5 separate regions of the Homo sapiens genome follow, and all the other regions are linked to region 1. The links are chromatin contacts, found by Hi-C or POLR2A ChIA-PET in ENCODE. All regions are on one chromosome and are shown on one strand. The core of a region is the stretch at or near the end of the contact, and the rest is flanking DNA. Distances in the headings are between cores, read along the strand shown. Region 1 holds the start of SCAMP1-AS1 (SCAMP1 antisense RNA 1). Region 2 holds the start of IQGAP2 (IQ motif containing GTPase activating protein 2). Region 3 holds the start of AGGF1 (angiogenic factor with G-patch and FHA domains 1). Region 4 holds the start of TENT2 (terminal nucleotidyltransferase 2). Region 5 holds the start of HOMER1 (homer scaffold protein 1).

What was found. A loop is a pair of places that touch in the nucleus more often than their neighbours do. ChIA-PET counts read pairs that join two places held with the same protein, here RNA polymerase II (POLR2A). Pooled maps may share reads with other maps.
Region 2: a loop to region 1 is called in a pooled map, with 8 times the contacts of the local background. The contact joins the promoter of IQGAP2 here to the promoter of SCAMP1-AS1 in region 1. A Hi-C loop is called at or near these places in 6 of 50 pooled maps. POLR2A ChIA-PET finds 5 or more read pairs at or near these places in 2 of 52 experiments (activated CD4-positive, alpha-beta T cell and endothelial cell of umbilical vein).
Region 3: a map of CD8-positive, alpha-beta T cell shows a loop between it and region 1 (6-fold over the local background). The contact joins the promoter of AGGF1 here to the promoter of SCAMP1-AS1 in region 1. A Hi-C loop is called at or near these places in 4 of 168 maps with a recorded cell type or tissue (CD4-positive, alpha-beta T cell, CD4-positive, alpha-beta memory T cell, CD8-positive, alpha-beta T cell and 1 more), 1 of 37 single-sample maps with no recorded cell type and 10 of 50 pooled maps. POLR2A ChIA-PET finds 5 or more read pairs at or near these places in 3 of 52 experiments (CD4-positive, alpha-beta T cell, CD4-positive, alpha-beta memory T cell and activated naive CD4-positive, alpha-beta T cell).
Region 4: a loop to region 1 is called in a map of B cell, with 24 times the contacts of the local background. The contact joins the promoter of TENT2 here to the promoter of SCAMP1-AS1 in region 1. A Hi-C loop is called at or near these places in 2 of 168 maps with a recorded cell type or tissue (B cell and naive thymus-derived CD4-positive, alpha-beta T cell) and 15 of 50 pooled maps. POLR2A ChIA-PET finds 5 or more read pairs at or near these places in 2 of 52 experiments (activated T-cell and naive thymus-derived CD4-positive, alpha-beta T cell).
Region 5: a loop to region 1 is called in a map of B cell, with 19 times the contacts of the local background. The contact joins the promoter of HOMER1 here to the promoter of SCAMP1-AS1 in region 1. A Hi-C loop is called at or near these places in 5 of 168 maps with a recorded cell type or tissue (B cell, CD4-positive, alpha-beta memory T cell, CD8-positive, alpha-beta T cell and 2 more), 3 of 37 single-sample maps with no recorded cell type and 9 of 50 pooled maps.

What each region holds. Positions count from the first base shown.
Region 1 is chr5:78,358,504-78,363,098 of GRCh38, reverse strand. It overlaps SCAMP1-AS1 (SCAMP1 antisense RNA 1), which reads left to right and starts at 2,558. Exons shown (of 2, transcript NR_105014.1): 1 at 2,558-2,885; 2 at 3,114-4,335. It overlaps SCAMP1 (secretory carrier membrane protein 1), which reads right to left and starts at 2,482. Exons shown (of 9, transcript NM_004866.6): 1 at 2,371-2,482. The coding sequence starts at 2,427. RefSeq lists enhancers at 1,723-1,842, 2,237-2,833, 2,753-2,912, 2,943-3,032, 2,834-3,430 and silencers at 1,933-2,052, 2,483-2,572.
Region 2 is chr5:76,400,779-76,405,373 of GRCh38, reverse strand. It overlaps IQGAP2 (IQ motif containing GTPase activating protein 2), which reads right to left and starts at 2,089. Exons shown (of 36, transcript NM_006633.5): 1 at 1,783-2,089. The coding sequence starts at 1,828. RefSeq lists silencers at 1,778-1,887, 2,058-2,407 and an enhancer at 1,624-2,124.
Region 3 is chr5:77,028,222-77,032,816 of GRCh38, reverse strand. AGGF1 (angiogenic factor with G-patch and FHA domains 1) reads right to left here and starts at 2,413. Exons shown (of 14, transcript NM_018046.5): 1 at 1,841-2,413. The coding sequence starts at 2,050. RefSeq lists enhancers at 1,596-2,175, 2,187-2,536, 2,176-2,755.
Region 4 is chr5:79,609,654-79,614,248 of GRCh38, reverse strand. It overlaps TENT2 (terminal nucleotidyltransferase 2), which reads right to left and starts at 1,808. Exons shown (of 15, transcript NM_001114394.3): 1 at 1,174-1,808. LOC124901014 (a long non-coding RNA gene) reads left to right here and starts at 1,912. Exons shown (of 2, transcript XR_007058840.1): 1 at 1,912-2,107; 2 at 2,229-2,778. RefSeq lists an enhancer at 1,004-2,203.
Region 5 is chr5:79,512,060-79,516,654 of GRCh38, reverse strand. It overlaps HOMER1 (homer scaffold protein 1), which reads left to right and starts at 2,521. Exons shown (of 9, transcript NM_004272.5): 1 at 2,521-3,885. The coding sequence starts at 3,881. RefSeq lists enhancers at 1,799-1,988, 1,697-2,244 and a silencer at 2,239-2,948.

The DNA.
Region 1 (4,595 bases), core at 1,309-3,808:
AATACAATGAAACCCTGTCTCTACTAAAAATACAAAGAATTAGCCGGGTGTGGTGGCGGGCACCTGTAATACCAGCTACTAGGGAGGTTGAGGCAGGAGAATCACTTGAACACGGGAGGCAGAGGTTGTGGTGAGTTGAGATCACGCCATTGCACTCCAGCCGGGGCAACAGTGCAAGACTCCGTCTCAAAAAAAAAAAAAAAGTAAAAAAAGAAAAATGATCATAAAGTAACTCAAATGATTCTAGAAACATTTCAGATTTAAGTAGAGTATCAGAAATGTTATTTCAAAAATCACTTTTACATAAATATAAGCAGAAGTAAAAAGACAAAATATAGATATAAAACTATACTTTGTGAGGAGGAGGGGCAGGTGAACATAAATGGAAAAATAAAGGGTCAGATACACTGACAGTGCTATAACAGTCACCAAAAACAGAGAAAGATCATAAGCAGAAATATGTGTACAACCAAGTCTACTTTAGACCTAAATGATCTGTCCCTGATGCATTTTACAAACTTGAATAATCATTGTCCTGGATACATCCACTTATAAAAGAACAAAAAAGATTTATAACGTTATGCCACAATGAATATTTAAAACAACTCCTGGGTTTAGAATTACTACAGCAACTTTATGAATGTCAGAAGAGGAAAAGTGTCATGGCAATATCAGATGTCACAAAAGGACAGTCTGGGCTAAGATGAAGACAATGTTTTGCCCTAACAAGAGAGCCAGTTAATATGAAATGAACCATGAAATGGAATGACCAAGTAGAAAATACACTGCCAAATCGTCAGATGCTGAATAAACAGCGTCAGTGAATTATCTGAATTAGGAAAGGCTAAAAGGTTCTTGATGTTTTATCTTCAAAATATTTTAAAATAACACCCATTTAACAATTTATGAACGGTCTCTTTAGAAAGTCTACCATTTAAGAACTACCTGATTTTCCACAACATGGAAGCAAGTCCAATACTAATTGAAACAAAACTGCCAGGAAAAAAAAAAAAGTCTTAAAATGCAACCATGTCACTGAAAGGTACAGGCCAGTTGTACTGAATTTTAAGTGACATTAGGGACAATGAAACAGTGACTGAGTCTAATTCTACACTGCTACAAAGTGAGTCGAGTTGTCAATAATAATCAGGGTCATTTCATTAAAATAATCCTCCTTGGAATTATCAGGCATTTAATAATCAGAGCAGAAATAGTTTTCCTCTTCCAGGATTCTTAATGAAAGATAAAACCAGGAGTAAAAAGATGTAAACTCAACAAGCCAGAAGTGACACTTGTGTGACCACAAATTAGAGTTCCTGTTTTATTCTGTGTGACTGCAAATTAAAGTTACTACTGCACATGGCCGGGGGGATTGAGAAACAACTTCAACCAACAGTTGGAAACAAATTACACGTGCTAACAGTTACACTCATTAGGAAATTCAGAATACTTTCAAAGAGAGAGTTATTTAGATGTTGCATTCATTTAAACGCAGACGATGAATATCTCAGCCGCCTTCCTTTGCAGGATTCTGTGCCAAGCCCTTCCGAAGCCGGGGTTGATAAGGTCGACTCCAAGAAGAAAAGCAGCTCAAGTAGGAAATGGTATCCTCACATAGCCCAGAGAACCGGTGACGCACTAGGAGCTTGGAAAATATCCCATCGTTTACCTTGCTAGAAGCAGCTGGGTAGGGAAGAGGTCGTCCACGTGCACTATTGTTTTCCAGATATGTTTATTTTTAAGTTTTGCTTTGGTATCAATAACCTCAACCTCAACCTAACAGAAAGAGGGGGGATGGCAGCGCCACTGGTGGTATTTGGGTGCAACACAAGTTTAAAAAATAAAAACATAACCTTTTTTTTTTTAATTGCAGCATACTCGGTGCCCTCACCTCTCTCCTCCTCCACACCTCTGCCATCACCCCACGCAGCTCTCCGCCGCCGCCACCTCGGGTCCCCATGACAACCCCACCCCAGGGCGGGCCCCCCTCCGCCGACTCCCGGCCCTGCCAGCCACACTTGCTTGGCAAGGGGCGACTCTACCTGCCCTCGGCTTTCTCTCCTGAGAGGCGGGCCAGGACCCCTCCGGGCGCGCGGGCCCAGTCCCGGCTGCAGACACGACCCTCACCAGTCGGGGACGTGTGGAAGGGCGACCGGGCACGAGCTGAGGAGGTTCCACCCCCAAGCCCCAAAACCCAAAGGAGTGACACGGGGCCGGGGCGCGACCCCAAATGGAGGACGGCGGCCCCGCGCCCCTCTCTGGGCTGCTAAGGGGAGCCGAGGGGCAGACGCAGTGGGCGCGAAGGAACTCGTCCGTTTTCACAAACAACGACGCGTCGCGGCGGCAGGAGATGCTGGGGCCGAAGCTCACCTTGAAGGGATTGTTGAGATCCGGGTCGGCAAACGGGTTACTGTCGAAATCCGACATCTCTCTGGCTCTCGGCGTCACCCACCCGACCCAGGCGCAGAGAGAGAGACGAGGCGAGGCCGCCGCCCCCCTGCGCGCTCACGTCGCCGCCGCCGAGCAGATCCGGGTGCAGCTCGCGGGCCACCCAGCCGGCCGCGCCACTGAGCATGCCCGGTGCGGCGGGCTCCTGGCCGCGGCGCAGCTCGCGTTCGCCATCCCGTTCCTCCGGGCCCGGATCCCACGCTCCGGGCTTTAGCTGCGACCGAGTAGGCAGTCGGGGCGAAGGAAACGGGAACTGAAAGCGATGAAAAGCGTTCCACACGCCACGAGCCCGCGGGATCCTCGGAGAGTATGGAACCCTTCCCCTCCGCTCTCAGCCGGAGGCCAGCTGCGTCCAGCCGGGCTCGGTCTTCTGAACACCGATTTCAAATCAGGTCCTCGGGGCCCAGCGTCACTTAGGGAAGTGGTGGCATTTTGTGGTAAGGACGCACACTTGTCAGGTTGGGGGAGGCAGCCTGAGTCGTGGGCCGCGCACCCCGGGAGCAGTGCCGTTAGACCGTGGGACGCGGGCACTGGAGAGGCTACTGCACCGCCCTCCGCAAATTACCTCCCCGGGGCGGGGGCGCGGCCGCTGCTAAGGATTTTTGCATACCCCTGACCCCACCTGAGAATCCCGGCCTCCCATCTTCCGGTCTCTCTGACTCTAGGTTGCTGCTAAATCACGGAGAGCAGCCTTGGCGCTGCCGGTCCCAACTTGATCCAAGGAGCCTTGAGAAGGAGATGAGATTCAGTACCAGGGGCCGGCCGTGGCTCCCATCCTCCGGAATCTGCAAAATGGCTACTTCTTCAGAAATAATGGGGAGAGGGATGGCAAGAGGCCAGAGATCAAGGCCCTCGAGTATTAACTTGAGCATTTGGGCACAAAATAGACACTTTTGGATTTTCCCGTCTTTTCCAACACCAAGGATGAGATTATCAAAAGATGTGTTAAATTAATTTGTACCGGCCGGGCGCGGTGGCTTACGCCTGTAATCCCAACACTTTGGGAGGCCGAGGCGGGCGAATCACAAGGTCATGAGTTCGAAACCAGCCTGGCCAATATGGTGAAACCCCCGTCTCTACTAAAAATACAGAAATTAGCCGGGAGTGGTGGCGTACGCCTGTAGTCCCAGCTACTCTGGAGGCTAAGGCAGGAGAATCGCTTGAATCCGGGAGGTGGAGGTCGCAGTGAGCCGAGACCGGGCCACTGCACTCCAGCCTGGGAGACAGAGCGAGACTCTGTCTCAAGAAAAAAAAAAAATCAATTTGTACCATTCCTTGCCCCACCCTGCCGAACTTATTGAAAGAGCATCGCTTTCCTCACTTTTCTCCTCTAACAGAAAAGCACTTAGATGAAGCTACAGGGAGCCAGAATTCTTTTGACTTGGTGGGTACCGGAGGATTGGAAGAATCTAGATTGAGTATTCCTTGGCCTTTGGGGAGCTTGCTCTATGCAAAGTCACCCAGGAAATGATACTCCCCCCACTGTGAAACACTAGCTAGAGATGATAGACAAAAAGCACATTTGTTGTAATCTCCCTTTGACGGGATTCAGGTTGGGATAGATGTCGAAGCAGCTGCTTCTAGGTAGTCAACGAAGATGTCAACTAGTAAATGACAACAGACAAGGATGAGCACAGCAGAGCTGTACGATTCTAGATATCAAAAAGAGCAAGCAGTCTGTTGTACTCACCATCGCATCCTCAGCAGCTGCCCAGTGCCCGGTTTTAACTTAGTGCTCAGTGTATGTGTCAGGTTTGAATCCCAATTCTGATACTACCTGTGCTACTCTCTTCACCTCTCTGAGTCTGTAAAGGATTATTTAAGAATTAAATGAAACAACATACAGAAAAGTGTCCTGCATGTATATTTAGTGCCTAACAAATATTGGTTGAACGTCGAAAGTGGCAAGGAGGCTCAGTATGTTCTTATACGCTTTGCCTCCCTTCTCCTGAGCAAGCATGTCCTTGCCCAGCTCATCTGCTTCTCTCACCACTTTTGCCCTCACTCCCTCCACCTGTCCTCCAAATGACTCAAAATAATCTGCACTATTTATTATGCATCTACTATGTTCCAAGACAATGAGGGTCAGCTGAGCCCGCATTGCAGGATGGAAATTTCCAACTATGTTCTGTTTACAGCTAATGATA
Region 2 (4,595 bases), core at 840-3,339, 2.0 Mb after region 1:
ACACCACATTGGTGAAGAAAGCTGGATGAAGATTTCCAAAGAAAGCGGCCCTGTGGAGTGGGCTTCAGGCTTGCCAGATCTGGACTCCCTTGATAGCTTCTTCTGGAGTGCACTTAAAACACAGATTTATTCCGTGAAAATCAAGCAGCATCACAGATGCACATGCAGGGACTGACAGAAATGCTGCATTCATGTACCACATTCACGGAAATTTTGCACTATTTATTGCTCATGAGGGCCGACATCAATCATGTGATAGCAAGAAATCATTTGTTCATGTAGATTCACCTAGTTTGCAGAAGTTTGTGGTTATCTTATCATTTGACACAGTGAAGCCACCATATATTCTGAGAGCTGGTCACATTAAAGTACTTCCACCAACCTGAGGTTGGCACTGCAAACACTGAATGAGCACAGCATTCCTCCTTGAACCCAACGGGCTCTGCTGTATCTGTGGTTTACCAAAAGGCAAAAAGCTGGGTCCCACCTGAGGTTGGCACTGCAAACACTGAATGAGCACAGCGTTCCCTCTTGAACCCAAGAGGCTCTGCTGTCTGTGTGGTTTACCAAAAGGCAAAAAGCTGGGTCTCAGTCAACTGCTGAATGCATTAGAGTACAGAGGCTGTAGTCCTCAGGCCTCCCCCTCACTGCAAGGGTAACACAGGAAAGATAACCTCCCATCTTTGACACGCCAGCGGGGAGGAGGGGAAAGAACCTACACAAGTTGAGGAGCCCTTTTTCAGTTAAGCAAGTCAGTGGCCTTACGCACCATCCAAAACCACACACACACACAAACAAAACACCCTGCTGAAGGTATCACCACCTTAACCCAAACCTGGTACCTCTGCCACCAAGGCCAGCCTGGGCAAAGATTAACCTGTGGTCTTCGGCCTTGGGTTCACTGACAGGGCCACCTTGGAGAGACAGCAGGCCAACTTTCTGTTTGTTTTAAAGGAAATGCTTCCTGGCACATGTTTAGGACTCTGAACTCTGCACATGAAGCCACGTGGTTGGTGTTAATCTGGCTCCATCCACTCACGATCGGCCAAAGCAACCTATTTCCGAGGGCAGCCCCTGGCTGGGTAATCGACACCATCTCGTTCAAGTCACGCGGGCTCCCGCCGGATTCCCCGGAGCCTAGTGCCGCGTCCTCTCCACACAGCAATCCTCCCGCGCGAGGGGAGCGGGGGGGAAAGGGGTTGGGGGGTTTCAGAGGGGAGGGACTTACACCTGTGAGGCCAATGGCTCTAGCGGGTCAGGTGAAGTTCGAGGGCGCGGGACAGGAGGAGACTCCCGCCCTTCCAGTCAAGCCGGCTTTGCACTAGCAGAGTGCGCCGGCGCCCTACTTGCGGTGCCCACCTGTAGCCACAGCAAACAAACTTTCCTCCCCTTCTGGGTTGGAAGAATCCGGTGCCTTACGCCACCCCCTGGCCCAAGCCGGCGGCGACCCGGAGCTCCGCGGACTCCTCACCTGATACCCCTAAAATCCCAACCTGGTCTGTCCCAGAGCGCAATCCCCGCACTGCCCGCGCACCCCGTTTGGGTATGCGGAGTGGAGGGTCTGGGTTGCCAGCTGGATATTAGGAATTGGGGGGCGGGAGGAGCGGGGGGACGCGATTCACTGCCCTTTGCAACTCCAGCTCCCAACTTTGCCAGCCGCGCAGTTGCTGCCTTCCAATTTCCTCTGCGCCGCGCAACCGGCTCCCTCGGCTTCTCCAACGCCGTCCTCGGGGAGGGAGCTCCCCAAGGCCAGCAGGAACCCCGCGCGCCCGGCGCACTTACAGCCATAGCGGGGTCTCTGCAGCGACGGCAGCTCTTCGTGTGGCATCCTGCGCGTCTCCGGGGGCCCGCCCGGGGCGCGCCCCCCGCGGCTACCCTCGCTGGCCAGGCTCGCGGGCTCTGCGCCCCGCCGGCGCGCTCGGATCCCGCCTCTCGCCGATTTCCCCTAGCCGCCCGAAGATCTGCGACCCACTCCCTCGGTGCTCTCTCGCCAGAGCCAGCCACGGCCGCCGCGCGCTGACACTGAAGTAAAAGTGAACTCTCCTCCCTCGCTCCCTGGCCGGTCGCCGCCGCCTCCCGCAGCAGGTTTCCTTTCTCCTCCAGCCAGGCCCCGTTATTCACCGCGGTGGGAGCGCGCGCCGAGACGCAGCGACCCCTACCGCGTGTCGGGCGCAGCGCCCAGGCCGCGTGGACCCGCCCCTTCTCCCCCGGGGGAGAGGGAAGGGGCCGAGAGGGACGCTGGGCCGGGACCCCCTGCAGCTGGGGCCCCCGCACAGCTGGTGGCCTGGGGGTGGCGGCCACCCCGCCTTATTTCTCGCTTCTGGAGAGTTTCGAGGGTGGAAGTGAACCAACGCGGAGAAGTGCAAGAAAAACCGCAGAAGTCACAGGGAGCCCTTCGTGTCCGGGGTGTTGCTCAGTTACTGAGGGACAAACAGCGCGGTTCCTTTTCCTCTGGGGAGATTTCACGTTGACTTTTGTTCTTCTTCTTCGTCTTTTTGGTTTTGTTTTTTTTTGTTTTTTTTTTTTTTTTGCTTCGAAAGTTGCTTCTGTCACTTTTTGTCTACAAAATAACAGGGTTCCCCTTATGACAAGAAACTGAGTGTGTGTGTGCTGGAGGAACAAGATAACCCAAGGCAACCACTCAAAACACAACTGCGAGTCATCCCCCTCCCTCCGATCACCTTGTGCCCGCCCCCGCCCCAGTGTGCAGAGCCTTCTCTCAAGCCCAGCTGGGGTCGCAAGCCACAGAAACCTTTTCCGGCTAAGCTTTTAAGGAAATTAAACTGCATGTGGCTGTTTTGAAATCGGGGTTTTCATGCGGTCGCCAGGAGCTATTTTTCTCTTTGTGTCTCAGCGTGATAAAATCTGGAGGGAATGCGGGACGCTTCCGTACCTGTGCCCTCACCTATTTGACAATTGTGGAATGTGTGGGTGACCCGATAACAGGAAAAACAAACTGAGGGAGGGCGATAAGAAATTATTTAGAGCCGGGCGCGGCGGCTCACGCCTGTAATCCCAGCACTTTGTGAAGCCGAGGCACAAGGATCCCTTGAGCCCAAGAGTTCCAGACCAGCCTGGGCAACATAGCGAGACCCCGTCTCTCCAAAAAATGAAAAAATAATATTAGCCGTATTAGCCGGGCGTGGTGGTTGCGCCTGCAGTCCCAAGCTACTCAGGAAGCTGAGGTGGGAGGATTGCTTGAGCCCGAGAGGACAAGGCTGCTGTGGGTTGTGATTGCACCAGTGCACTCCAGCCTGGGTGAGAGTGCAAGACCCTCGGAGGCGGTGGGGGGATGGAAATTATTTCGCTGAGGAAATGGTGGCATAGTGACACTAATCATTTTTTATTATGCAAGGATACAGAGGATGAGCAGCTGTTTTCCATTTCATATAGGAGACGCAGTCCTTCTCAAACTTGTTGAAACTCACATTCTTGGGCCCCACCCTCAGAATTTCCGACTCAATGGGTCTGGGCTGGTGCTCATGAATTTGCATTTCTAATTTCTAGCATACTGCCAGGTGATGCTGACACTGCAGAGCGTGCTTAGGGTGGCTCTGTGAGTGGTAGATGCTCACAGGGACGTAAACTGTACACAGGGAACTCTCAATTCAGACGGGATAGCAAAATATTTTTTTTTTTTCCCTGATGGCATTAGATTCTCACCTGTTTGGAATGGGATGAATGGAGTTTTCCTTTCTTAAAAAGCAGATGCCTCTCAGTCTAAGAACAATTCAGAGGCGAAATGGCCACATTTGAGGCTCGGCACCCTGTCAATTGATATTCACCCAAAGGAGAAATGTGGAAGGGGATTTTCGTGCATGTCAGGAGATGCTGAATTAAATGATGTCTAAAGTTCATTCCATTTCTGTTGTTGCATTTGTCAAGTGTTAACAATTAAGTATTTACACATAACAATTTTCGTATGAGTGTATGACTTAGAGCCCAAATAAATGAGTAGTCTATATATTTAGAGGTGGGTGAAAAAATCACTCTGAACTAAAATGGTCCAGGAAGGTGACAGGGTTTGAAAGTGTGGCTTGAAGTGGAAGTGTGGTAAAAGCTGGATGGAGAGCATCCAAGGGAAAGAAACAATGAGGTGGAGCACAAGGTTGGGTTGGAGCTGGATTGGTTGGACTGGATTGGAGCTATGAAGTTGTCATCAGGTTGTGGAGGGCCCTGAGTGTCTGGCTAAGAGGACCGGAGATTATCGTAGAAACATTCAAGAGATCTTAAAGGTTTTGAGTATGGAAGCTGCAGAATGCAAGGGAGTTTAGGGAAGGAGAATATTGGAGCAGGTCATAGGATAGGTTGGGATGGGACAACTTGGAGATGTTGACGCCCCGTGGAAGGTGTTTGGACAGAGATTGAAGAGAGAGGTAAGAAGAGCCTCAATGAGGCTGATATCAGTAAGGGAGATGAAGGGGGTGTTTTAATATACTCAAGTTGGTGCCATCAACATGTATAGATATTATACACACTAACAAGTAGATTAAGTAAAGTAAATATCTGTTAATCGTAGAAAGTGAAGGTTAAAGCGTAAATAGGTGATTGGGAGGGCAGTAGTTCTAAGTTCATGTTCTAGCTGGTCAGCTCTT
Region 3 (4,595 bases), core at 1,164-3,663, 1.3 Mb after region 1:
AACATTCTTTTCTGTAAGAAATAAAGGATCTGTTCACAAAGTCCCATCATTTAGTCTGATTTATCAAATTAACAGTAACACCAAAATGCTGGCTCTCTGAAGATTAGCAAAAAACGTTTTCTTTTAGAATCTCTAACGCAAGCAGTACTTCAACAATTTAGAATTATAAAGGAGCTTTTCAAAAGGCTGTCATGTAAAAAAGGCTGTTATATTTTGCTCCCGTCTCCCCATTTTTTTTTTTTTTTTTTTTTTTGAGACGGAGTCTTGCTTTGTCGCCCAGGCTGGAGTGCAGTGGCGCAATCTCGGCTCACTGCAAGCTCCGCCTCCCGGGTTCACGCCATTCTCCTGCCTCAGCCTGTAGCTGGGACTACAGGCGCCCGCCACCACGCTCGGCTAATTTTTTTTGTATTTTTACTAGAGACAGGGTTTTACTGTGTTAGCCAGGATGGTCTCGATCTTCTGACCTCGTGATTCGCCCGCCTCGGCCTCCCAAAGTGCTAGGATTACAGGCGTGAGCCACCGCGCCCAGCCACCTCTCCCTGTTTTTTTTTTTTTTTTTTTTTTACCATATTTGTATTTTCCTAGCATAGTTATTACACACCGTAGGTGTTTAAATTGACTAAACAAAAACTTTCCAATAATGTCATGTCAGGAACTCCATGTAATGGTCATACAAAGTCATTGCAACTCAACAGTTATTTTCATAGTCCATTTGGTAACAAAACAAAGAAGTCTGATGACGTTTCAGTGTTCAGCCTATATACTGGTTTTAGGAAACCACCAATAAATTATGAAGGACTAGACAACGGTCAAATTGAAACTAGTTACTATGTGGAAATAATCTGTTGGCAGAGAGGGCCTGCCAACAAGGTAGAAAAAAATACTATGCTCTTGGTTTTTTGGTTTTTATTTTGAGACAGAGTTGCACTCTGTCGCCCTGGCTGGAGTGCAGTGGCACGATCTCGGCTCACTGCAACCTCCACCACCTAGGTTCAAGCAATTCTCCTGCCTCAGCCTCCCGACTAGCTGCGATTCCAGGTGCCCGCCGCCACGCCCGGCTAATTTTTGTATTTAGTAGAGACGCCCGGCTAAATTTTGTATTTCACCATGCTGGCCAGACTGCTCTCGAACTCCTGACCTGGTGATCTGCCCGCCTCGGCCTCCCAAAGTGCTGGGATTACAGGCGTGAGCTACCGCGTCCAGCCAAGGTTGTTTTTAATGTGACAGTTTAAGTATTAACATTTGCCCCTACCATCTTGGAAACGAAATAAGCTGCTTAACGTCTCCAACAAAAGCAGTTATATATCGTCCCTACTTACACAAGAAAGCCGAAGATGATAAACGCCCAGAAGAGCAACCTTAAACAGGTATAGCATTCAAAAGTTTGTAAAATTGTTTGTTTTACTTCACCTTTACTACTGTGAGCTATCATTCTCATTTAATGGGGAACTGAGACTCGGTATATAAGTTCACACACCCAGTGAATAGCAGAGATGGGATTCTGACTCAAGTCCAGCATTTTAATAAACTCAAATGTGATCTACAGTAAATGCGCCTACTGCCAATGGGATGTTAGGTCAAGTGAGAATGAAGACAATGTAGCCACAGTACTTAAGTTCAATTCACGCCAGCCGCGAGACATTGATTTAAATCAAGTAACCTGAACTCAGGTTTGCTCCTAAGGTACTTGGAATTGTAACTGCGCTGAGCTTCTACTTATTTACTTTAAGTACTCTACAGTAGTTCTGAGCCCCTGCCAGGGACCCCTTCCGAGGCTATCACGGGCTTCGAAGGCCTCGCCTGGGCTGGATGGGGCGCGGGGCTGAGGAGGACCGCGCACCTGCGTGCGGAGCTCCTGGTTGTTGCTTTCTGCGTTCTGGTACAGCCGTTCTGTGTGATGCAGCAGCTTCTCGATCTCCCGCACCTGCCGCTTGCAGCTCCGCAGTTCACGTTCCAACTTCTCCACCTTCCGCCTTAGCTGGGCCAGCTCAGGCTCGGGGGAGGTGGGCGGCGGCGGCGACCGCGGCGGGGACGGCGCCTCCGAGGCCATGAGCTCCGGCGCGAGACTGCTCGTCGCCGCGGAGGGGCTGCGTTCAGGCCGAAACGGACGCCGGCGGACCCAGAGACCACTGGAGCGCGCGGGCAGCGAAAGGCAGCCTCACACCCGGCTGGCCGCGGTGGCCCCTGGCCATGACGCCCTGAAACTCACTTGTAGCCGAACGGGGCTGCGAGCAACGAGCAAGGGGACCGAGGATGGCCCCTGCCCGATGTGCGCGGCCTGCAAACCGGAAAACTTTCCTGGAAACTACCTTCTCCAGCTACAGAGACAGAGGGAGGAGCGTCGGATAAGCAGTCGGAAAACCAGAGGCCAGAAGAGCTCCAGCAGCTCCCCAGTTGAGCCGGAAACAACGGCGCCAGCGGCAGGCGGGACCAAGACGGAACAGGAAGCGACGGAAAGCGGGAAGACCTGACAGTGTACGTGCCGACGTCTCGGCCTGCGGAGGGGCGTTACCTGAGGGCGTGGAGAGCTGTGGCAATGTGGCTACCGAAGCCCTAAGAGCGACAGGGAGGCTTGCAGCCTCTGGTCTCAGACATTTGCACGTGCGGATGTTCTTTGAACAAACTTTTAGTATAGCATGCATTTCCTATCTCCTTGTTTTACAAATAAGAACAGAGTATCCCAGAAATGATTTGTGGGGACTATGATGCTCTACTTATGTCAACTGAAGAATGAGGAGGTTAATAAATTTAGAAAAGGGCTTTATTTCTCATGAAGGGTTACAGCCTGCAGGGTGGCCTTTCTGACAGGCTTGGAAGCATAGCCTCTGGTCAGAAGCTGAGAACAGACACTTGGAAGGAAGGACAAAGGGAACAGAAATTTATGCTGAGCAGGGTGGCCAAATATATTCAATGAGCTGTAGGAGGATTCATGAATATTTATGAAAGGAGAAATATGCACATGCACAATTAAGCTTCCTGCCTCTCTATGGGACCCATATTCAAAAAATGGTGGTGTTAGCATGATCCCAGTGTGAAGTTTTCAGCCCTCTGATGTCAAATGGCAAAGCAGAGGACATGAAAACCCTCGCTGTGAGTCCCTGGTAGATTGGCCAGAACTTCTCTGTGGTTGGTGGTCTCTTATCAGGAAGGAATGCTGGTTGGTGTGAAATCAGCCCAACTGTCCTATAGAACTGATGTTTATGGTTTCTTTTGAATAAACCTGGAAATTTACCCTCCCAGTCTTAAAACTTCAGAAAGTTACATCTTTCTTATCTGAGTTCCTTTCTTGGGAAACCAACCATGAGGCCTCCCAGATAGTATCAAGGAATTGAAACTTACCAGATCACTGCATCTGGACAATGAGGCACCATACCCCTCACCCATCATGATTGCCTAACCAGCCACCTGCTGCCTGTTGAACAAGTCCTCATCCTTACCGCTCACTAATTCCTGTTTTCTCACATGTAGTCACATTTCTCCCTTGCCATATAAACCTCTAATTTTAGTTGGTTGAGGAGATGGATTTGAGACTGATTTCCTATTCTCCTTGGCTGCAGCACCCAAATAGAACCTTCTTCCCTGGCAATACTCCTTGTCTCAATGACTGGCTTTCTATGTAGTGAACAATGGGTCTATTCAGTCAGTTCAGGGGCTCAGAATTTTACTTTTATTTCTCATTTAGTCATTCTTCTGGTTCCTGAGTTTAGACCCCCCGGGAAAATAGAGCAAGTACATTAGGTCTGAGTCGCAAAAAGGAGCATCCCTGGTGGGAAAATAAGAGAGAGACAATATTCTGTGGAAAAGGGGAGAAAAATGCTCTGGTTTGGTGCATTTATTTGGTCTTTTGTCTGCATGACCCTGGCATTGGTTTGCCAATATTTAAACTGATGTGGCCTTCTTTGGAACACACTTCCTTCCTTTGCCAAAGTCATTTAGAATTAGATCATGAGCTCAGAGTCCTGGGCCTGAGATTTGTGGAGGTCAGCAGCTGTGTCATGCAGATGCTCCTCTCTCAGGGCCCAGCACAGTGCCTGTCGCAGAGCAGTATCCGTAAATGCTGAACACAGCTGAACAAGAGAATCCTGTTTGGTGTCTTAGATCAGTGGCCACTTCCATTAACTATATTTTCTTATTTTTTGTATTCTTGATGCTCTGGCATCTGGGGTCTCCCTGACCAGGGAGATAACCCCTCCAAGGGTTAGCTAATTCCTAGACATAGCAAACAACTCACCCAGCATGCCACACACTGATCATCTACCTTCTTTATCAGGCTGTTACACTCCATGCCAATATTCCCCTGCCCTAATCACTCCAGGGCAAAGTACCAGACAACTAGGAACAACTCCTACATCTCAGATCCCACTGAAATTATGCAAACTAAACCTGCTTATCCTGATTTGTCCATTCCTTCCTGCAAAAATCACATAATGTTTTTTGCCATGTTTCCTCCCACTCCTTCTGCCTCCTTTGGACCTTGGTGCTTCTCCACATTGCCTTGTGTGGCTTGGTGTGCATCCTCCTCTTGGGCTGGGTGAATAATAAACTGTCTTTTTGATAGCAGACCATCTCCTGATCTGTTGGCCTCACCATACATA
Region 4 (4,595 bases), core at 559-3,058, 1.3 Mb before region 1:
TGCCTGTAATCCCAGCTACTCGGCAGGCTGAGGCAGGAGATCGCTTGAACCCAGGAGGCAGAGGCTGCAGTGAGCCAAGATAGTGCCATTGCACTGTAGCCTGGGTGACAAGATCAAGATTCCGTCTTGCAAAAAAAAAAAAAAAAAAAAAAAAAAAGATTAATTCCTAGTAATTTCTAGTTATAAAGTATTTGGTCCTGGAATTTGCAACCTGGAATTTCTGTCCTCAACTTGACCTCTCCTCCAACAAATTAGAGAACACTCAAGGTTATATATAATTCCTTCATCAGGATTCTTTAGAAAGCAGAATATACCTAGAATGAAAACCAGAAATTTACTGGCTAAACCAAGATACTGTCCATTTTGTCCAAATACCTTTGATATCTCAAACCCACTTTTCTCCACAATACGAAAAATCCAGTTCCTAAATCCTGCCAACCCACTGTGAAAACTACTTCCAGGTTTTGAACAGGATATTCCTTTTGGTTAAGAATTAAATTACACCCAAGTGTTCAAAAAAATAATCTAGTCACATGGCTCCAAATGGGCATTTCTTAAACAACTCATAAACGGCCTATTTCACATGGAACCTGTTACAGGACATTTCCAGAACAGACATAATTAGGGCTATTCACACCAACAAAGTAACGTCACTATTACTGGCTATTAATCAGTATAAATTAATAGCCTTATGGCTGTTAATCAGTACGTGTTAGAAGCCTGGTGGTACTGAACCATACAATATGAAGATATTTACAAAAGTTACTATGTTACCTGTAATATAAAAACACAGATTTAGTAATCAGTTACAATCTCTTTCTTCACAAAATCATACACTGCACATGTGTTATTTAGCTTGTGTTTTACAGTTTCCCTTTGTTTCTTCTCTGTTCACCCTAATGAAAAATATCTGCTACTTTAAACAAAGAGTTGAAAGAGATAAGACAAGTAATTTAGAGAATCCATAAGTTTTGAGACATATAAGCCTTTCGTGTTCTCACCTTGAGAGACGAAGAGCTTTTCTACAAAGGCTGAACAAGAAAAGAAACGCACACAACAGTCTTAACCTGTGCATTTTCCTATAAAGTGAAAAGCTGAAGCAATTTCATGCCATTTAATTAAGGCTTAAAAGATAAATGCCTTTTAAATTTTTTAATTAATCCAGCTACGTACCTTAGTTCTTCACCACCCTTTGAAACACCATGCAAGGGTCCCAAGACTATCTTCCTCTTTTGGTCCTGGAGTGGTGGACGAGGCAGTACGCGAGGAATAGAAAACGAGTAAGCAAAGTAAGCGGTCCTAAGATTCTTCAAAATGTACAGCAGCCCAGATGCCGCCCATAAATTTGGAATAACCAAGAGATACTGCTGGAACCTCCCACGCAAAACAAAACGCTACCGTTTCGGAAAAGTTTCCCGTGCCCCGCCGCCGACCTGGGCCTACACTGCTGCGTTCCTCTCCGAAACCCCCTAAACTCACAGGTGTCCTCCGGGAAGGGCTAAGCAGGGCCTACCCGCACTGCCCGTTCAGAAGTTCTAAGGCCCGAGCTGGGCGTACTTGGTCGTAGCTTTCTCCCGAACCAAAGGAGGTAGTGGTGGCCCGTGGGACAGCTAGGCCCAGCTCCGGCTCCGGCTGAGATCTAACCCCCCTCACGGCTGCCAGGGGAGGAGCAACACAAGAAAAGGTAGGGGCTGCAAGGATATAGAAGGTTGGGGGCGGTGGCAAAAAGCGGAAGAGCAAAAAGTCGCCGAAAAAGCGGCGTAGAAAACCCTGTCAAAGACACCCGGAAGACCGACGTGACCCCGGATGAGAATAGGCAGCGGGGAGCGAAAGGTCACACTTCCGGTGGCCGCCTCCCTCCCACCCCCCAACCCCCCCCACCCCCCAACCCCCCCCACCCCCCCCACCCCGCCTATGAGCGCTTTGCTTGAATGCGCAGGCGCAAGACAGCCGGATTTGAAAGGAGTTTCTTAACTGCTGCCAGCACAAGTTGGGAAAGGGTTAGGACTGCACTAAGAGGGGTGGAGCAGGCAGTCGCCGGAGGGCCACTTCTGGGCCCCTTGCCTGAACTCACGTGCAGCCGTTCTAGCTGTAACAGACGTTTTCTGTGGGTCCTTCGTGTGTTGGCCGAGTGACTTGTCCCCAGAGAAGCCTTTCTTTAACCAGTGTTCCCCTAATCTTCTCCCCCGGAGCAACATTAAACTTTATCTGTTCTTTTGCCCCTCCAGTAACCTGAGAGCTTCTTTGGAAGGAAAATGCTTTCTTTGGCCGGACGCGGTGGCTCACCCCTGTAATCCTAGCACTTTGGGAGGCTGAGGCGGGCGGATCACGAGGTCAGGAGTTCGAGACCAGCCTGGCCAACATGGTGAAACCCCATCTTTACTAAAAATACAAAAATTAGCCGAGCTTGGTGGCGTGCGCCTGTAACCCCGCTACTCAAGAGGCTGAGGCTGGCGAATCGCTTGAACCCGGGAGGCGGAGGTTGCAGTGAGCCGAGATCGTGCCACAGCACTCCAGCCTGGGCGACAGAGCAAGACTTTGTCTCAAAAAAAAAAAAAAAAAAAAATGCTTTCTTTCTCTCTAAAGCCTGGACTTAGCGCCTTGCCCATAGTAATAGCTGGTATTCACTAATTCAACAAATATTTATTGATATCGCCTCTTGAGTGAGCTTTAATAATTTGTAGAAATGTCTAAATTGTTTAATAATGCAAATCTGTTAGCTGTATTCCTTTATTGTCCACTTAATGTCTATAAAATCTGACCCCTCAGGTTCTGAAATTGGTAATTTGTGTGTCATCTTTTTTTCTGATCGATCTGGTGAGGGGCTTCTCGGTTTACGGATCTCAAATCTCAAAGCCCGTTTTTGCTTTCTTGGATTTTCTCTACTGGTTTTCTGTTTTCTATTTTATTGATTTCTGCTCTTATGTTTATTGTTTCCTTTACTCTGCTATTTTTTAATTTTTAAATTTCTTGTTTTGTTTCTCTAGTTTCTTAACTCAGAAACTGATGACCATTAATTTTAGATGTCTCTTGTTTGTACAGGCATTTGGTGTGATAAGTGTCCCTCTATACTGTTTTAGCTACATTCCACATATTTTGATATATTGTATTTTCATTTTCCTTCATTTCAAAATACTTTGTAATTTCCCTATTGCTTTCTTTTTTTGACCATGGGTTTTTTGTAAGTGTTGGTCTGCAAATGTGGAGGAGTTTTCCAGGTAGCTGCCTGTTACTGATTTCTGATTTAATCCCATTGTGATCAGAGAAGGTACTTCGTACACTATTAATAATTTTAAACTTATTGACACTTGTTCTGTGGCCCAGAGTATATAGTCTGTCTTGGTAAATACTCACTGTGCATTTGAAATGAATGTGTTTTTTGCAGTTGTTGCATGGAGTGTTCTATAAATGTCAATCATGTCAAGTTGGTTGATATTAGTGTTCAAATCTATATCCTTTCTGATTTACTGTCTACTTATTCTACTAATTATTGAGAGTATTGAAATTTCTGACTATTACTGGTTTTTTTCAATTGTAGTTCTATCAATTTCTGCTTCATGTACTTTGCAGCTCAGCTATTAGTTGCATAAACATAGTTATTCTCTTATTTGTATGAATTTATCCTTTATGAAAGTTTCATTATTATGAAATTATCCACTTTACAAATGACCCTCCTCTTTGCTGATAATGTTCTTTGCTCTGAAGTATATTTTGTCTGATAGTATTACAGCTACTTAGGCTTTCTTTTGTAGGGTGTTAACATGGTATATATAAGGAAAACATAATTCCAATTCTAGATAAAGTCCTCCAAAAATTGAAGAGGAGGGAATACTTCCCAGCTCATTCTGTGGGGCCAGCATTACACTAATACCCAAACTCTAGATATTAAACAAGCAAACTATGGACCAATATCTCTCATAAACATAATATGCACAATTCTAGTCACTTTTATTTCACAGTATATAAAAAAGATAATACATTATATCCAAACAGGTGCTTATCCTAGGAATGCAAGGTTGAATTAGCATTGTATTGACCATAAAAGAGTATACTGGTACTTGCTTTACGGAGAAAACTTTAAAGACTGTTTCCTAAGGTGGACCCAATGGGAAATTACACAGGTTTACATGAGACAAGGCAGTAAAAAGTAGATTATATAAAAAAGATATATAAATATATAAATACATAAAAATATATAAAAAAGATAATACATTATAACCAAACAGGGGCTTATCCTAGGAATGCAAGGTTGAATTAGCATTGGTAAATCAAGCAATGTAATTTACCATATTAACAAACTAAAAAAGAAAAACCATTTGATAATCTCAATACATGCAGCAAATGCATTGGACAAAATCCAGTATCCATTCCTAAGATTACAAGGAAACTTCCTCAACTTGATAGAGAGTGTCTATAAAAAGCATCACACTTAATGGTGAAGAACAGTGCTTTCAACTTAAGATCAGGAACAAGGCAAGGATTTCTGCTCTGACAACTTATGTTCAATATTGTACTGGGGATTCTAGCCTGTGCAATAAGGCAAGGAAAAAAAAAAGGCATTCAAATTAGCAAAGAAGGAAGTAAAACTGGTTTTA
Region 5 (4,595 bases), core at 1,272-3,771, 1.2 Mb before region 1:
GAGACCAGCCTGGCCAACATGGTGAAACTCCGTCTCTATTAAAAATACAAAAATTAGCCGGGCGTGGTGGCAAGTGCCTGTAGTCCCAGCTACTCAGGAGACTGAAACAGGAGAATCACTTGAACCTGGGAGGTGGAGGGTGCAGTGAGCCAATATCGTGCCACTGCACTCCAGCCTAGACAGCAGAGCGAGACTCCGCCTCAAAAAACAAAACAAAACAAAACAACGTAAAAAACTAGGGTGAGCGCTGTGGGTAATGCCTGTAATCCCAGCACACTGGGAGGCCGAGGCGGGTGGATCACCTGAGGCCAGGAGTTCGAGACCAGCCTGGCCAACACGGCGAAAACCCATCTCTATTAAAAATACAAACATTAGCCAGGCGTGGCGGCGCGCGCCTACAATCCCAACTACTTAGGAGGCCGAGGCACGTGAATTGCTTGAACCTGGGAGGCAGAGGTTGCAGTGAGCCGAGATCGCGCCACTGCACTCCAGCCTGGGCAACAGAGCGAGACTCAGTCTCAAAAAAAAGACTTAATATTTCAAACTTCAAGCAAGATCATAATTTTATAATGTGAAGATGACCAGAGTGTTTGAATCAGTTACAAATGGGTCTTTTTTGTTGTTGGTGGTGTTCTTTAATCTTGGACTCCTAACTTGAGCAAGAAAATGTAAATACAGAAAGCTGCAAAACCAATGTTCCTTAATTAGGAACCATGTGAGTAGTTTAACATTACAAACAGTTTCTAAAAGTCACACGTGGTATACATTCTAACGAGTTTTAGCTTCTTTTATTTAAACTGCGTTGATATTGATCTATAACTTTCCTAATAATCACTTCATAGGTTGGTAATCCTATGTTTTGGATTTTCCAGGTCACTTCAGATTCAAATATTTTTTCCTAACGTCAAATGGTGTGTCTAGATTTTGGTCTGGAAAACAGGGTCACTAAATTTGTAGACTAACTTGAAACAGTATTGGCCTTTGGCAATACGCAGCAATTCTATTTCTTGGCCATGCTTATCAAGTTAAGTAAAATAAAATCAAAGTTCACTATATGATTTACCTAATTAAAAAATTGTTTTAACCTAATTACTTTAAAATAATTTAAAAACTCTGTAGTAATTTACAATGTAAAAAGCACTCATAATATGGTGTTTATAGACACACATAGCTAGTAAACCTATAGACAGCTACTCACCCTTGCCATACAGAAAATGCAAAACACACTTAAGAGATATTGTAATTACATATTATGTGGTCAAAACTAAAGAAGACGAAAATATGCTTGTGTTAATGAAAAAGGATTTGGTGCTCTTTCTTATTTTTAATTTTTAAATTTTAATTTAAATTCCACAGACTGAAACCCATATACTTTTTCTCTTTCTTGTTTTACTGGCTGGAGCCAAGTGTCATGGAACTCATATTCTTGATGAAGAGAAACTGAGAGGACACACTGGCATTTGCTATACGTGAACTAAGATTGACTCATTTTCCTATGTCAAAACTGCTATTTTGCAAATAAAATTACTATCCTTTATAACATTATTTCGTTTGCTTATTGCTCTGCTCTTTATTCTTTCGTGTTTCAGGTAACCACTAACAAAAAGTTTAAAAGTCGACTATGTCCAGAATGGCACTCTATAATTGAAAATTTAGGTGATTTTTCCGAAGTCCTGTTGGAAGCACATCTACCAGCAGTGTGATCAGGCTCTCCCTCCCACATTTCCCTGCTAGTCAGGACAAGAGAAGCCCGGGGGTGCTGCTGCAATAGCGGTGGGAGTGGGAGATAGGCTATTACCCGCTTGACACTGCACTTTTGCTACGAATGATTCACTCAGGTTTGGCACATTTGTTGCAAGGAAATCTCCTCCTCCCGCCGCTTCCTTGTTCGAGCTCCTCTCGGGCTGTCTCCTGTGCTTTGGCCTTTAAGGAGAAGTGAGAGCAGGTGGGCACACAGGAGCTCGCCGAGTCCTCCTCCCCCTGCTCCTTCCCTAATTTAGCAGTACTTCCGGCCGCGTGACATCATCCCCCGCACCTCGGTGACGTGAGCTGCGGGTGACGTGTGTGCGGAGAGAAGCGCGCTGACGTTGCTATTTAAAGGTCCTCCTGCGGGGAGGATGGAGACACAGCGCGAGCACCTGGTGTGGGGCGCGGAGGAGGCTGTGGCGGTCGGGAGCGGGGCCAAGAGCCAGAGGAGGAGCAGAGCGCACGGCCAGCCAGCCGCCAGCCTCTAGGGGAGGGGGGAAAAGAAGGACGAACGGACTGAGGGCCTGCCGCCGGCCCAGCTCCCCACGAGGGCCGCTCGGCCCCCCACCATCAGCCTCTCCGCCGCCTTGCGGCTGCTGCTTTCTCCCGCGGCCCGCTGCTCGCAAGGCCCGTCGGGCTCCCGGGACCAGTCCGCGCCCCAGCCCCCGGCCGCGGCTCCGCGGCGGCCACCGCCTCCCGTCCCTTCCCGCGAGCAGAGGGAGGGACCGCCCTCGCTCCCCGTTCTCTCCGCCCCCTTCCCGCCCCCCGCAGCCCACTCTGCCGCCGCGCTAGCTTCACGCCGGCGGCGCTGACCGGGAAAGCAGCACCCTCTTCTCTGCCAGCCGGCCGGCCGGCGGAGGCGGAGGCAGCGGCAGGCTTCAGGCCGCCGGGGCTGGCGCTGCTCTGCCCGGCGGTAGCCGGAGGCGGGCGCTGATGGAAGTGTGAAGAGGCGGCGGCGGGGCCCGGGGAATGTGAGGCGGCGCGTGGCGGCGGCGCGGAGCGTGAGAGACGAGGAGTAGGGGTGGGGGCGCTGGAGCGGCGGCTGCGCTTCGGCTTCGAGCCCAGCTCTCCTGGCCCCAACGCGGGCTTAGCCTCCCGCCTTGGCTCGGGCAGGCGCCCGTCGACCCTTCGGCCCCTTTCGCCCGCCCTGGAGCTGGGGGCAGGGTGCCAGTGGAAGCGTGGGGCTTGGCTCTGTGATTCATTCATTCTCCGCCGACGGGAGCCTCAGACCCGCTGTGCTCTGAAGAGAGGAGGGAAGAGGGGGCAGCCGCGAATGAAGGGCCGGGCACCAGCCGGGCTCCATTGTGCTCGGCGGCGGGGGGCGGGAAGGGGCTGAGGGAGGTGGGATCGGGTCCCCTCCTCCAGCTCTCCGGCGTGCGCTGCGCCCCCAGCCTGCTGCCAGCCTGGAAATGGCTCCGTTTATTCTCTTCGGGAGAATGAATCGATCCTGCCTAGCCTTCTCTTCGTCCTCCCCACCTCTTCTCTGCTCCGAGTCTTAGGAGGAGAAACATTTAAAAAGACAGATTCCAATGTGGAGTGCCGTGCAGGTTGCGAGCTGCCGGGTTTGCACTTCGAGGAGATTTTCCTGTGTAGTTTTTTTCCTAATGTGAGCGCAGGGAAGCCGTGGCATTACTGCTTTTGGGATTTTTATTCACGTGCACGTCGCGTTTGGTTGCTCGCTCCACCCCCGGAGACCTGGTGTGGTGGAGAAATTTGAACCCGCAGCCTTAGCTCCGAAAAGGCCGAGTTACCTGGCTCTCCCTGAGTGTCGAGGAGGACATGAGTGAAATGACCAGCGAACTCATTTTTTATAGGACTCGGTGAAGCCGGATTCTGCATTTCCCTACTTGTAGACTCATTTTGTGGAATAGAGTTGATCGCTGTCTCCTCCGCAAAGCATTTTAACTCGAATAAGCAAATGCCGCCTCTGTTTGAACGTTTTGGTATTTACAAGAGAGAAATCATTTTACCTAAGAGAACTAATTGAATTGGCAGCATCCTTGAAATACCTCCGGACAAGGATCTGGGGGTGGGGGTGGAAAAGCAACTGCGAAATAGCAGACGGAGAAATTCCTTTGGAAGTTATTCCGTAGCATAAGAGCTGAAACTTCAGAGCAAGTTTTCATTGGGCAAAATGGGGTAAGGATTTTTGTGCTTAACACAGCTTCGAATCTGTTTATGTATGTGTATTATTGAGCGGTGGTGGTGATTGTGTTTTGTGTTTTCAAACAAACTTGCCACCTTGCTAAGCTGGTCATACTTTAAAGAAATAGGCATGCTAACCTTTTAGGTTATTTTTGCATTTTTGTAGAGCGGTACCAGAGGTCATAATTTAAAAACACATATATCGTTTGTAACTTGAATATGGATTTGTGAGTAATGTTTACAAAGACAACGCATTCTACACTTTACTGGTCAGACTGCTGCATCAGTTTGTAATCAAAATCACATTATTTTAGCTTTTGCTGACGGTTATCTTTCAAAGAGAAGTACTGCATTCTCTCAGTACTTTTAGATAATCAGTTGCACAAAGGAACGATTTTAATGAGTGGTTAGACAACAGTCCTTGAAAGTGATCCAGAGTAAATTGTTGCCCTCACCGTGCCCTCTGTCTTGTCCTTGAATATTCAAAGCTAAAATGTATAGAATTGATTTACTGGGGCGTTAAAACGAAAATCTGAAATTCAGTCTTACTGATGCGGTCACCACGGTACGGGTGCATTTCGTAGGAAAAAGCTTTTTGTTTAAGGAACTTGTTCACTCCTTTTGTTTTTCGCTTTTAAGCTCAGCCCTTCAGTTTGAGTTAACAGTATCAGATCTACACCTTCCTTCGGACCCAGAGCCAACTG